Linked DNA regions of Homo sapiens: region 1 is linked to region 2. A link is a contact called in ENCODE Hi-C or POLR2A ChIA-PET data. All regions are on one chromosome and are shown on one strand. Each heading gives the region's core, a stretch centred on a gene start or an enhancer-like site at or near the end of the contact. The rest is flanking DNA. Distances are from core to core; before and after follow the strand shown. Region 1 holds the start of LINC02471 (long intergenic non-protein coding RNA 2471). Region 2 overlaps LRRK2-DT (LRRK2 divergent transcript).

The links. Hi-C counts contacts between places; a loop is a spot of excess contacts on that map. ChIA-PET counts read pairs that join two places held with the same protein, here RNA polymerase II (POLR2A). Pooled maps may share reads with other maps.
Region 1: a loop to region 2 is called in a map of B cell, with 4 times the contacts of the local background. The contact joins the promoter of LINC02471 here to the enhancer-like site in region 2. A Hi-C loop is called at or near these places in 6 of 168 maps with a recorded cell type or tissue (B cell, CD14-positive monocyte, GM12878 and 3 more), 37 of 37 single-sample maps with no recorded cell type and 13 of 50 pooled maps. POLR2A ChIA-PET finds 5 or more read pairs at or near these places in 9 of 52 experiments (A673, B cell, CD4-positive, alpha-beta memory T cell and 6 more).

The regions. Positions count from the first base shown.
Region 1 is chr12:40,152,150-40,158,351 of GRCh38, reverse strand. It overlaps LINC02471 (long intergenic non-protein coding RNA 2471), which reads right to left and starts at 2,113. Exons shown (of 2, transcript NR_146526.1): 1 at 2,009-2,113. It overlaps LRRK2-DT (LRRK2 divergent transcript), which reads left to right. Exons shown (of 9, transcript NR_186757.1): 6 at 297-498.
Region 2 is chr12:40,190,065-40,196,851 of GRCh38, reverse strand. The region is part of intron 1 of LRRK2-DT (LRRK2 divergent transcript); the gene reads left to right. Among named protein-coding and RNA genes, the nearest start is that of LRRK2-DT, 30 kb to the left of the region's middle. Within about 2 kb of position 4,036, at least 4 of the 41 ENCODE cell types and tissues checked have a DNase peak (open chromatin) inside an H3K27ac peak, as active enhancers do; they include B cell, CD14-positive monocyte, GM12878 and 1 more, where a contact is called at or near this core.

The DNA.
Region 1 (6,202 bases), core at 864-3,363, 37 kb after region 2:
AAGCCACCAAGGAGCAGAGACAATATGTTATTTATTTATTTTGTCTCCCACAGTATCTAATACTGTGATTTATGCATAAATTAGCACTAGTATGTGGTTTGTTGAATTCAGCTGGACAATTATGAAATAATTACATTGTAATTCCTTTGAGTTCTACATTAGAGTTCTCATCCAAGATTTTTCTGAAAGCCACATTCAAGTGTTTGAAATTGACACAGAACCCCATGTTTATTTGCATATAGTTCAATTTTAAGATCTAACCAACCTAATCTAACTTCATGTAATTACAAATTTAGTTTCAGTGGCCCTGGTTCCCCATGACAAAAGTACAAAGAGTACCCGCAAGAAGTAAGTTGAAGATAAGGAGTGAGGAGAAGGAAGGTTAGTGGTAAGGCCACCAGTGATTCTAACAGCAAAGGGACAAGAAAAAAGACTGGAACTTTATTTAGAGGATAAAGCTGATGCCTGGCTTGCCATCTTGCCCAGATGGGACCTCAGGTAAGTCATTTAATGTCCCTAAGCTTCCTTTCCTTTAATTACTTCAATTATCTGCAAAAATGAAGTGAATAAATATGCCCTGTTTACTTCATTGATCATAATGAGAATGAATGGATACGGGATATGTGAAAGCCATACAGACATTACACAATGTGATAAACCATCATCCTAACACACAAACCTAATCTTTATTGTGACTCAAGATTAGGGAACACTATGTTTTACATAACATCATGCTGATCTAACTCTAGCTTTATGATGTTAACTAATCTTTTCTAAATCCAGAGAGCATAATACCACCCCTTCGAAAAGAAGTGTCCACTTGCCCTTTGGCCAAGCTGTAAACAGACGCACCAAGAAACTTCCTCAGTGAGGCTGTCATCTTGGCATTAGATCCATGAGTCAGAGATTTTGGCTGGCTAAATTGTAAAGACCACTTTGAATAACTTGCAATTGTCTTGTTTCTTAGACTATGCACACTTTCTCTCTTTCAGTTAACGTTAAAATGATATATGCAATAAATTGCATATTTGAGTAAATGACATACGCAATAAATTACAACATATGCAATAAAATCAATTAGGTAGCCTTTTCTGAAATTCAGTAAACCCACCAGGAAGGGTCAGAGATAAACCCTTGATATCTAGCAAAAACAAATAAAAATAAGATTTTCAACAGATCAGTGGATTTCATAAAAGATAGAACGTATAATATGAAAGAAACACTGAGGGTACATGATCATCTGTGAAGCATAATGTAATGAGAACAATACTGGACTTGAACTAAAAGTTTTGTGTTCACAGCCCAGATTTACTCCCAACTATATGATGTTGAGCAAATTACTGAATGTCGCTTAAGCCTACGTTTTTGCATTTATATAAGGATAATAGTACCACCTACCTTACAATATTACTGAAAAAGATTCAACTGGGCAAGGCTAATTAAATAATAATAAAGTATACCATATTCTTAGTTTCCTTTTTTAAAAAATCTTTCCTGAATTTTGGTTAGAGTAAGTCCTGATTCAAAGGACAGATGTGTGTGTCTTCCTTCCTTGAAACTAATACTGTTTCTGGTGAGCTTTTGCTCATCCAACTCTGTAATAGAAATCCCATATTCTTGCTATAAATAAAGGCCTTTATAATTTGTGACATTTACTTCTTACCTAAATATTCTGCAACTGCAGATCTCAGACTCTGGCTCTGTCACATGAAAAAAGTCTTCTGTGTGCTCACTGCGTCAGCATACTCTACCACCCTTTCTGTATCACCTCATATGGTAGGAGCTTACATAATTGTAAAGTGGTTGCATAGCAACCAAATTATCAAACACCTCCATCCCACTTTTTCTGTCTTAAACCCTCAAACAACTAGTGGAGCATTTTCAGTTAACAACAGTCTTTAATCAGAGGAGAGAAAATTCCAGGTTGCTGATTCAGTTATTTCTTTTTATTTACCTCTATTTTTATATTCACCCGGCTCGTGTGAAAAACAAAAACTGAAGTACTCACAGATGAGGCAGTGTTTAGCATCTAAACACACCATATGCCAAGGGATAGATGTTGTTGTTGCAGCTGTCCAAAGTTAGCCAGGTTAACACTGACAAACAGCTTCCCCCAGAACATGAGAAAACCACGGCCGCCTGCTCCTTGTTGGCTGGTGGAGTGAAACAGACTTTACAGTACACTGGATCAGCTAAACTGTGAATTACAGGTGAACCAAAGCCATTCTGTCAGTCATTCAAGGAAAAATGACTTCACTCAGCTAGAGGACACTCCCTTGACAAAAAAAAAAAAAAGGAAAAAGGACTTGAGAAATCATTGAATCAAGACCTTCCTTGCTCAGTTCAATTGATTTGCCTAAAGTCATAAAAACAGTAACTTAGTCGCAAAGATGTAATAAGGAAAAATCTTCCTACTTGAATTAAGGATTCCTCCAAGGAGGCAGCATGATACTGTTTTAAGAGCACAGGGCATTAAGTATAACCACCTTGGTTTACATTCTATTTCTCAATTACAAGCTACCACCAAGTTAACTTTTAGGGGTTTCAGTTTCCACAATGCTACCTTACAGCATTATTTGGAGAGCTGCATAAGACAATCCACATGATATTCATGTTACTGCACCTTGTGCAAGTTAAGTACATGTTAGCAATTATTATTATTATTATTCGGTGGTCTAGGAAATCCAAATTTGTCTGGTCCAGAAACAAACAAATTGTCCTATGTCTTCAAAAGAATGGAGCATCCTACATTCAATGGAACTGTAAAGTCAAATAAGCTTTAAAAATTTAAAACTATATCTAAATCACTGACTATTTGGTTTAAAATTCTGTCCCCCCTGGTTCTTGGATGACTATTCTAAGTGTTCAACAAATTTCACCAGCTCAAAACAGTAACCACATATAATGTGGAATTAAGAAACAAGAGTTTGTATTTCTACCTAAAACTCTCATTTGACCCTTTAAACCAGATTCCAGTTTTTTTTTGCTTTGTTTGTTTGTTTGTTTGTTTTTTGGTGGGAGGAAAGAGGAAGAAAATGAACAAAACAAAAATATATGCAGTATAAGAAACCCGGTCTAGTTTGAGCCTTGAGCCATGACGTAAACATTCTTTTAAAGAGAAGCTTCCATGATTAATTACTACAGTTTATTTTTTCCCCCTCTAGGAAATCAACAATCAACTAGATGTAACACTTGGGAGAGTTTATTTTTGGCTAGCCTAGTAATTATAGCCAGAACAGAGCAGGGCAGGTAGATAGGAAATATTTTAGAAACTATTTTATCAAAGCATCAGGATTTTCAAAAAGAACAAGGCAGGGGTTCCCTCCCACACTTAAAATAACAATGAAAAACATGGCTGCGGTTAGATTCTTTAAGAAAAAGAATAAGTTTGAGTCTTGCTCTTGGGCCTGGCCACGCTTATCGGTGTTATGCTTTGCATGTCAGATGCTCTCTTCTGTAACAGTCTTCTCTTTGCCTAGTGAGGAGGAAGACTCATTCTTTCTGCAACCTCAAAGAGTTAATCAATATGAACATAAATATTCAACAGATATCAATTGTCCTTTTGCCTACCTCTGTGATACCAGGAATATTTTCTCAAATGACTTCCAAGTGTTGTTTTGCCATGTCTGTAAAAACAGACTGTCAGAAGTGTCTGGATCAAGCAATGGGAGCAGTTAAATAGAGCTTTCACCCCTTTCGTCTTTCTTCTGGAATAATTTCTCTGACTCTCATGCATACAGTGCACACTAGCAGATGCTAGCGTTTTGGCGTTATCTGTGACCTTCTATAAAAGTTGCTACTAAGATGGGCGCAGCAGCTCATACCTGTAGCCCCAACTACTCTAAATGGCTATGGTATTCTCAGGCTAAACTCATTACAGTGTAATAATCTGCTATTCCAAAAATATTTATTTACTTGATAGCACAGTGGACCCTGAAAGGCATTGTAGGTCTTTTTGTTTGATTAATTGCCTGTTCACTTTGTTTTCAAACATCATCAATATAGAAGAGGAAAATGATATTAACAAAGACCATATAGTGCTTAAAGTATGTGAAGCTGGTTAAAATATTCCCAGTTGATATTTCTTTCTCTGGCCATATGAAGAAATTTACAGGCCAGTCATGGTGGCTCACATCTGTAATCCCAGCATTTTGGGAGGCCAAGGCAGGAGGATACCTGGAGCCCCGGAGTTTGAAACTAGCCTGGGCAAAATAGAGAGACCCCCCATCTCTACAAAAATAAAAATAAAAAGGAAATTTACAATTTTTGGCTAAGAGGATATAGTATCATGTGAGAGAACTTTAAAACAAACTTAATCCAGGCAGTGCCACCACCCTCTGCCCCCACCCATCTTCATTAGTACTGGATCAGGAAGTACTTTATACTCAGTTATCTTTGCTTTTCGGTGCTGTGACCTTGTATAAAAGTTGCTACCAAGCTGGGCGTGGTGGCTCATGCCTGTAGTCTCAACTACTCAGGAGGCTGAGATGAAAGGATCATCGCTTGAGCCTGTGAGGTCAAGGCTGCAGTGAACTGAGATGGTGCCACTGCTCTCCAGCCTGAGCAACAAAGGGAGACCATGTCTTAAATAAATAAATAGAGTTGCTACTACTATGTTCAACTGCAAATGTTAGATGAACAGTCATTTAAATGAGAATTGAAGCCCATGGTAAGAAAGACAGGAATTTTTGTGATGAATTAAGTAAAAAAGGTGGTTGGTTGAATTTGACTCACTAAACAATGGTGAGTCAGTTAGGAAGTTGAGGAATGTGGACAAATGAGGAAGAAAAGACCAATAAAGAGCAGGTACATATATAGAAGTGCCAATAATATCAGCTTCTTTTAGCCTAGTTTTTCCTAAAACTTTGGGTACTTAGTAAAATTGTTGAAAAGTTCATTTGAGAATCATCTGGAACAACAGGGATGAACTTTGAAAAATTATGTCAATTGAAACTTTATAATTCCACTTATATAAAGTACCTAGAGTCAAATTCATAGACACAGAAAGTGGAATGGTTGTTGCTGGGGGTTGGGGGAGGAGAAAATGGGGAGTTATTTTTTAATGGGTATAGAGTTTCAGTTTGGGAAAATGAAAAAGTTCTGGAGCTGGATGGTGATGACGGTTACAAAAGAATGTCAATGTACTTAATGCCACTGAACTGTACACTTTAAAACAGTAAATTTTACGTTATGTATATTTTATCACAATAAAAAAGAATCACCTGAAAAAAGATAGCAAAGGAGGAAACTGACTAGGATACAATTGAAAGAACCATGAGAAACAAATAAATATATATAGACCAAATTCCTATTATCATAGTCTGTTTTTACCTTGAAATGTATAGAAAAGTTCAGCAAAAGAGTGCCCCCTTGTGGACCTCTGCGAGGTGGCAACATGCATAATTAATCCTGAATGTCCCTGTACAATTACAAGGCTCTTTTGAATTATACATGCTTGCATTCCTCGATGACAGGGGCCTCAAAAGCCTCCCAAAAGTTAACTCAAGATCAGAGACTGAAGAAAAGGATGCTGATATATTTTGAAGAGATTTCTCTTAATTTCTAAGTTGGCAGAGTCAAGACTATTCATTTCTTGAAGGTTTTTAAAAGTTGAAGTTTAACGGTTGTTATGGAACTGCAACTTAGGATGTTTAAGTTCATGTTGGGTTTCTGGAGGAAGTCTCTCTACAAGAAAAAATATTTGGAGTGTTTTCTGTAGGGGATATCTTTGAAGATTAACCTTCATTCATCACTTCAATTTGTTCTGTTTCTCAGCAAGAATGACTTTTTCGTTACTTCTATTCAACTTTGCTCTTAATAAATAGAAAACTAGAGAAAAAATAAATATCTGTATGACTTCCACAAAGTGGTATAATGTCCTTCCACAATATGTATGTTAACACTTTTATTTCAAGTAGCTTTTTGATGATTATATAATTGTTCTTTTTTTTTAATCTACAGAATTTAATCAACCTCATATAGTGGCCAAGGAACATATTAAATAAGTTTTTCAAGGTCGTTGAAAGAATGAATGGGAAAGCAAGATTAAAATTCTGATATCCCACAGTGATGTTAGCTGGTTGCCAACACTGTTGCTCTACAAATGTAGTTCTTAAGTAGAAACAATTTTTTAGTTGGAATTTCTCAAGGTAATTCTATGATTTTGTGAGGAAAAATGACATAGAATTGACCAAAATTCCTT
Region 2 (6,787 bases), core at 2,787-5,286:
GTCATAAAATAGATACTCTCACCAAATCTTCTCGCCTTTCAAGAAGTACTAGTGACCTTCCTTCAATACTTACCCTACCTTGGGGATGTTCTGGGGAAAACGCTGCCATCATTCTGTCCACCCTTTTACTTCCCAAAAGAAGAGAGATTTGTTTAATAGGAAAATTGGGGAGAAGCTGATATCTATTGTCCCATGTTTCTTTACTGGACAAACTAGTGTATTAAAGTTCATTGCCTATGAGAGATCTTATTTCTTGGAATTAATTGTTCCCTTCTGTCTCCCTCCCTTCTTCTCTTTCTCTCTCTCTCTCTCTCTGTGTGTGTGTGTGTGTGTGTGTGTGTGTGTGTGTAAGCATGCACAGAGGAAAAACCACATGAGGACACAGTGAGAAGGCAGCCACCTGCAAGGCAAGGAGAGAGGCTCAGAAGATAACTAACCTGCCAGCATCTTTTTCTTTGACTTTCAGCATCCACGACTGTGATAAAATAAATTTCTGTTGTTTACCTAATCTGTGGTGTTTTGTTATGGCAACCCCAGCAAACTGATATAAGGCTGTTATGAAGATTAAAAGTTAATATATATAAAGTGCCTGGCAATATGCATTTCTTATTGTTATTGCTTCCCTCAAAATTCAGTTTTTGTATATCTTTAATTCTTAGAGCTCACTTCCTTCTTCTATATAATTAGATTTACTAGTTTACTGTTTTTCTTTTCTGGTAGTTTGTAAGCCTCCAAAAGAATGAGGTACCACATTGGCCTGTTCAAATATAAAAGTGATTGGAACATATTAAGGACTAAATAAATATTTATTAAATTAATGAAGGCCTTATGACCAATGTAGGTGCTCTGCCAAATTATTTTTGCTAAACATGGGCCAATTGATTTGAGCATGTCTTCTTTCTGACTTGTCACTGAATTCATGTTCCATTTACTTAAAAAAACAAACTGTATTTAAGGATATAATATAGATTACAGAACTGAATCTTATCTTTTTACTGACCTTACAGAAATATGTTGAATAGGAAATGAAGGAAATAGTTACAAAGAATATGATGTCAGAATGTTTGGGTAAAGATAGAAAACACATCTGAGTGGCATCAATAACAAACAGCCTCACAGGAAGGAAAGCACATTGGCTATAGGTATTCTCCCTCCTACTCTCTAGTGGAGATAGTTTTTACCTTGAGGACAGTGGCGCATTCAGCATAAGAATAGGGGTCATCTATGACTCATGAGTCTGATGTACTGGGGTCAAAGCCACCCAGATAACATCCCCAGTCTGGTCGCAGAACCATAGGCTTCATTTACTAACCTTGTACATATCAGTGGTTAAGCCCTAGAGCTTACATTATGGGATAGGCCCTCTAGAGATTCTACTGAGATTTATGTTCCTGAGCATGAAGTAGGAAGAAGATGAAAAAGCATGATTTACTTTGATGGAAGCAGTGTGTTCTGTTCCTCCTGTCTTATATTGTACTTGAGAGTGTGGTGGTGCCCAAGAGGTAGCAAGAACAGTATTTGCAGATTGGGCAATGCAGCCGGGCCTCAAAATAATAAATAAGGTTCAACTGGGAAAAAAGCAACATAACCTATTGAGGGAAAAATAATCCATACGCTATTAATAAGACAAAGACTGTAACTAGCAAAGACAGGAGCATAATTAGGCCTTCAAAACATCAGTATAGGGTATTATTTGGTCAAAAGAATCAATAAAACACCAGTTATTTTTCAGAAAGGAAGGAAATTGTGAAACAGGCAGGTTGTCTAGCTTAGTTTCTTTAGTATCCACATTGTCTCAAAGGAAGTCAAAAGAAGTTCTGGGTGAAGAAACTTTAAAGATGACTTAACAAATCTGGAGCGGATCAAAGGAGAATACTAAAGTAGCATAGGAGACAAAGTTGCTTCTATAGGAGCAAATACTTATGACTGTTTAGTCTGAACAGATGAAATAAGGTAAAGTCAAAGAGCATAATATGACGATGGATGTAGATAGGACACAGGTAAACTTCTTCACCAGACCACCAAGTTTTAGAATAGGAAAGGACAGACTGATGGAACATTATCACTGTGAAAGGAAAATATCTTGGGCCCCCAAAATCACTAAGCTAAAGGGAAAATTCAAGCTGAGAACTGTTTAGGGCATACCTGCCTCCCATTCTATTCAAAGTCATCCCTCTGCTCACTGAGATAAATGCATATCTGATTGCCTTCTTTGGAGAGGCTAATCAGAAACTCAAAAGAATGTGACTGTTTGTCTCTCAGCTACCTGTGCCCTGAAGCCTGTCCCCACTTTGAGTTGTCCAGCTTTTTTGCTTCAAATTGTCCCGCCTTTCTGGACCAAATCAGTGTTCATTTTACATGTGTCAATTGATGTCTCATCCTCCCTAAAATGTATAAAACCAAGCTCTGCTCTGACCACCTTAGACACATGTTGTCAGGACTTCCAGGGGCTGTGTCATAGGTGTGTGTCCTCAACCTTGGCAAACTAAACTATCTAAATTAACTGAGACCTGTCTCAGATTTTCAGGGTTTACATCTGACAAATCTCCTTTCAGTGCTTGGTGCCAACATCAGCTAACTCTATGGCTCAAAACAACAGGACAATTTGCTGAGGTCTGGGAGCAGCACCTCCAGAGAATCCCTTATCTCCCCAAATTTGGTCGAGATCTAAAGTTTATTTTGCTGTACAACTCCATTTTTTGGAGTTTTACTGGCTTTCAACCAGGAAGACAAGATTTCCTGTTTCCATGACGATGACGACGACGATGGAAGGCAGGTAACTCCTTTATGGAGTTTGAGCTCGCTCCCAGCAGGGAAGATGAGTTTTTTCCTACTTCTAGAATGGTAGAAAGCATTCTTCAGCCTGAGACCCATCCCTAGGTAAGCAGCCGCATGGGAGTTTTTGTCTTGACTAAAGTTTAACAACCAGCTGGTCTTAATTTCTCCTTACCATTAGAGCACTCATTGATCATATTGTTGGAGTTTTGTTGTTGTTGTTGTTGTTGTTGTTGTTGTTGGTTGTTCTGGTCTTTCTCCCATCAGATTTGATCAACTCTACCTGACTTGGTCAAATAAGAGTAAGAATTCAAAATTATAGGTAACAAGGTTTCTCTAATCTGGCCCAAATTCCTTACAGCTGCAAAAGAGAATTAAAAAAACAAAAAACAACAACAAAAAAAACGTGCACTTGGTTTTTATGTTTGCTTCCTGCAATACCAAAAAAATCTAGAGAAGGCTTCTAATGACTTGAACTCCTTTAAAGAATTCAAAACAAAGGTGCCACTCACCCCTTTTGGCCTTTTGGGTGTTCTGTTTTCTTTGGGGAGTTTTAAGAGCCATGGGCAGATTCTTCTTTGGTCTAAAGCTCTGTTTTCCTGTATTGCATGACCTGACCTCTATGGATTTGGGAATACCAGAGATAACCTTGCACTGTGAGAGGATTTGATGTTGGTGTGTATAATGTCGAATGACAGCTACAAATTTACAAGCAGCTGAATACAGTTTACAGGACCTGGTCTTGGCTGTCTTTATTTCCTTTCTTGCCTAGGAAGTTATTTGCTTAAGGATCCTAATTCTAGTTCGGAGACGCATTCTAAAGGGTTTTCTTTATTGCTTTTTCTCCCAAAATAATCTCAATTCGGTTCGTCTGTGTGCATTTGCATGAGGAACTGAACTGTTGTTTTCATAGGTAAATAAGAGACAGAGTTTTCTCAGTTCTGAAAAGAAAAGGCCTCCCAGCCGAAAGGCACCCATGGGTGACGGGGGCCTTCGTGAGAGTGTCTGAGGGGTTGACCCCTATGACATGCAATGGCCCTGCAGGAAAATCCCCAACAAAAATTAATTTTAAAAATGGCTCATCCAGGAAACACATATAAGGGCTGATCACCCGGCATTTTGAGCCCTCTCAGAGGTCTCAAAAGAGAGAGAAACTGAGACACATAAGGGGTGGAAACAATTCAGTGGTGACACACTATGGAGTCCTGCCTACAAGCAGCATGCATCAATCCACCACACAAAAACCCCAGGCCACAGCTCATTTCCTCCTTTTAAGACCAAAAAAAAAAAAAAAGAAAAGCAGGAAACAGATAATCTAAGAATTAGGAGAAAACAAGGAGAATGACCTGCTTTCAAGCACTATGTAGGTTTTATGGCACTTCTACTTGCCAGAATAAAATGAAAGTAATATGGTCTTTGTGTACATTTACATTAATGAAAAAGTGCCCTGAGGTCAACCTGCAAACTATAGAGTTCCTAGGTTCCCTTTATCTCCATTTTCATTTCTGCCTGCTTTAAATCTGCTGTTACTTTTCTACTGAGATAAAAACAGCTGTTTGGATCTAACAGGTATTCTTTTTTTAATTTTTTTATTTTTGCAAGCTGGCTAATGTGTATGTATCAAAAGGCTAGAGTACTGAGGTAAAAGCTATAGAATCTTCGTGTGTGTATGTGTATATGCATATGTGTATGTGTATACATTTGAGGGCCTTTATAATAGACTTCTATAATTTTATGTTTAATCAGCCATTAAATCCGTTTTAATTTTCCTCTAGCTCACCAGACTTTCTCTTCATACCTTATGACGTAAATTTTGTTATCTGATTAAAGGAGTTGTTTCCTTTAATATGCAAATTTAAGGCTATTTAGCTGACAATGGCCTAGGGTAAGGTTTTTTTAAAAAAGGAAAAGAAAGAAGTCTTTATGAATCTATAAGATGTACTTCTACTGGCATGCCTAATACTTCTATATATTTATGTGTTGTGTATACAATGTTTCACTACTAAAAATATATAAAAGAGCTGTAATTAATTGGCTTAACAAAAAAGGAATTAAAATCAGATACTAAACAAAAGACTAGTAAAATGCTTTTTCAACTTCATATTACTTAAGTAAAATCTTTAATAAATAAGCTGGCTTTAAAATTATTGGTAAAATAATATTAGAAATGTCATAAGAATTTGACAGTATACATTTTTGTTAGCATTTATTAGTCAAGCAATTTTATACTTATCCCTGACAAGTACTCCAAGGTGTCAAAATTTGGCATAGAGGTTACAAAACTATAAATCCAGGCCAAAACAGAATGATCTTTGCTTGTGTAATCTTTAATTAAATAAGACATTAATATTGGTTTATTAAAAATAGCTACATCTTGAATTTAATAAGATTATCATAACTTCTAATCTTGTGGCTTTAGGCGGTCTAGTCCACAGGCAGTAAAGTTTGTTATTGCCTGTTTTTAAAGCTAAACTATAAATTCCTCCCAAAGTTAGTTCAGTCTACACCAAGGAATGGACAAGGATAGCTTGAAGGTTAAAAGCAAGATGGAGTCAGCTAAGTCAAATTTTCTTCACTGTCTCAGTTATAATTTTGCAATGACAGATCCATAACTTAAATGATAACTATCACAGTTTTCATAAACACTCTAGGTAAACATTTAAATAAAATAATTAGGTAAATGTAATAGGATAAATATTTGTACACAAACTTGTTAAAATTTAGAATCTAAAGTTATATTAAGTTAAATAATAGATATGTTATTATTTGGGTATTTTCCAATAAAAATATATTTGTAGGAAAACATTCTTTCAAAAAAAAAGGTGTGTCCTGTAAAAAAAAGGTGAGCAATTTTTGTCTAATTCAAAGCTTACTTAAAGGTCATGTATAAAACAAGGTAAAAGTGGCCGGGTGCGGTGGCTCACGCCTGTAATCCCAGCACTTTGAGAGGCTGAGGCAGGCAGATCACGAGGTCAGGAGATCGAGACCATCCTGGCTGACACGGTGAAACCCTGTCTCTACTAAAAATACAAAAAAATTTAGCCAGGCGTGGTGGCGGGCGCCTGTAGTCCCAGCTACCTGGGAGGCTGAGGCAGGAGAATGGCCTGAACCTGGGAGGCGGAGCTTGCAGTGAGCTGAGATCACGCCACTGCACTCCAGCCTGGGCGACAAAGCGAGACTCCATCTCAAAAAACACAAGGTAAAAGGAACCAGGAAATAAAAGAGATGTAAAGAAAGTTATAAAAATAAATAGGTTTTTCTTGCTAAGAAAGCTTTACGAGAAATAATTTCATATACAAAAGAATCTCCTGTATGGTAAATTTAGTCCTAGAGTAAAATGATTGCTTATTTAAGAAAGAGGGATGTTCAGAACAAACCATACAGTTGAAGCATGTCATGAATGGTCTGTGTAAGTTATAGTAAGAGGATTTAGTTTTTAGAAACCCCAAAGTTTTAAATAATCAAGTTGTCATATTATTATTAATATGGTTTGGTTTTCTTAGGAAAAAAACTGAAATTAATCTTTTTTTTTAGTTAAGGTTATTACATCCATGTATCTGTCTGTATGCACTTTTAAAGTACTTGTGAAATTGAGTTACAGGGCTTCGACTCCTGTGTCTAAAAAGAATACAAAGTCCTGCTAAATTTTAAACACTGATGGTAATTAAAGCCCCATCTTCAGGTCTGGTAGAAGACACCAATCAAAATAAACTGCATTCCTGAAACACAGACAGACGTTAAAGCTATTCAAGTCCTCAAGTCCCAGAGACTATTGAGGAAGAGGTGGGAGTGTGACATTGGAAGGGCTGATATTGAGAGATAAAGTAAGTTCAGTTTCTCTATAAATAAATAATTAATGTCAAAGGCACACTGATGCAATACCAGCATATAGGCCCATTTCAGATTAACAAGGTTTTCTTGAAGCATTTACCACCTCCTAAATAAAAGTTATGAAAGGCTTATGGAAGTTATATCTTATTGTTAAGATTAAAATTTTACAGATTGTTTATGA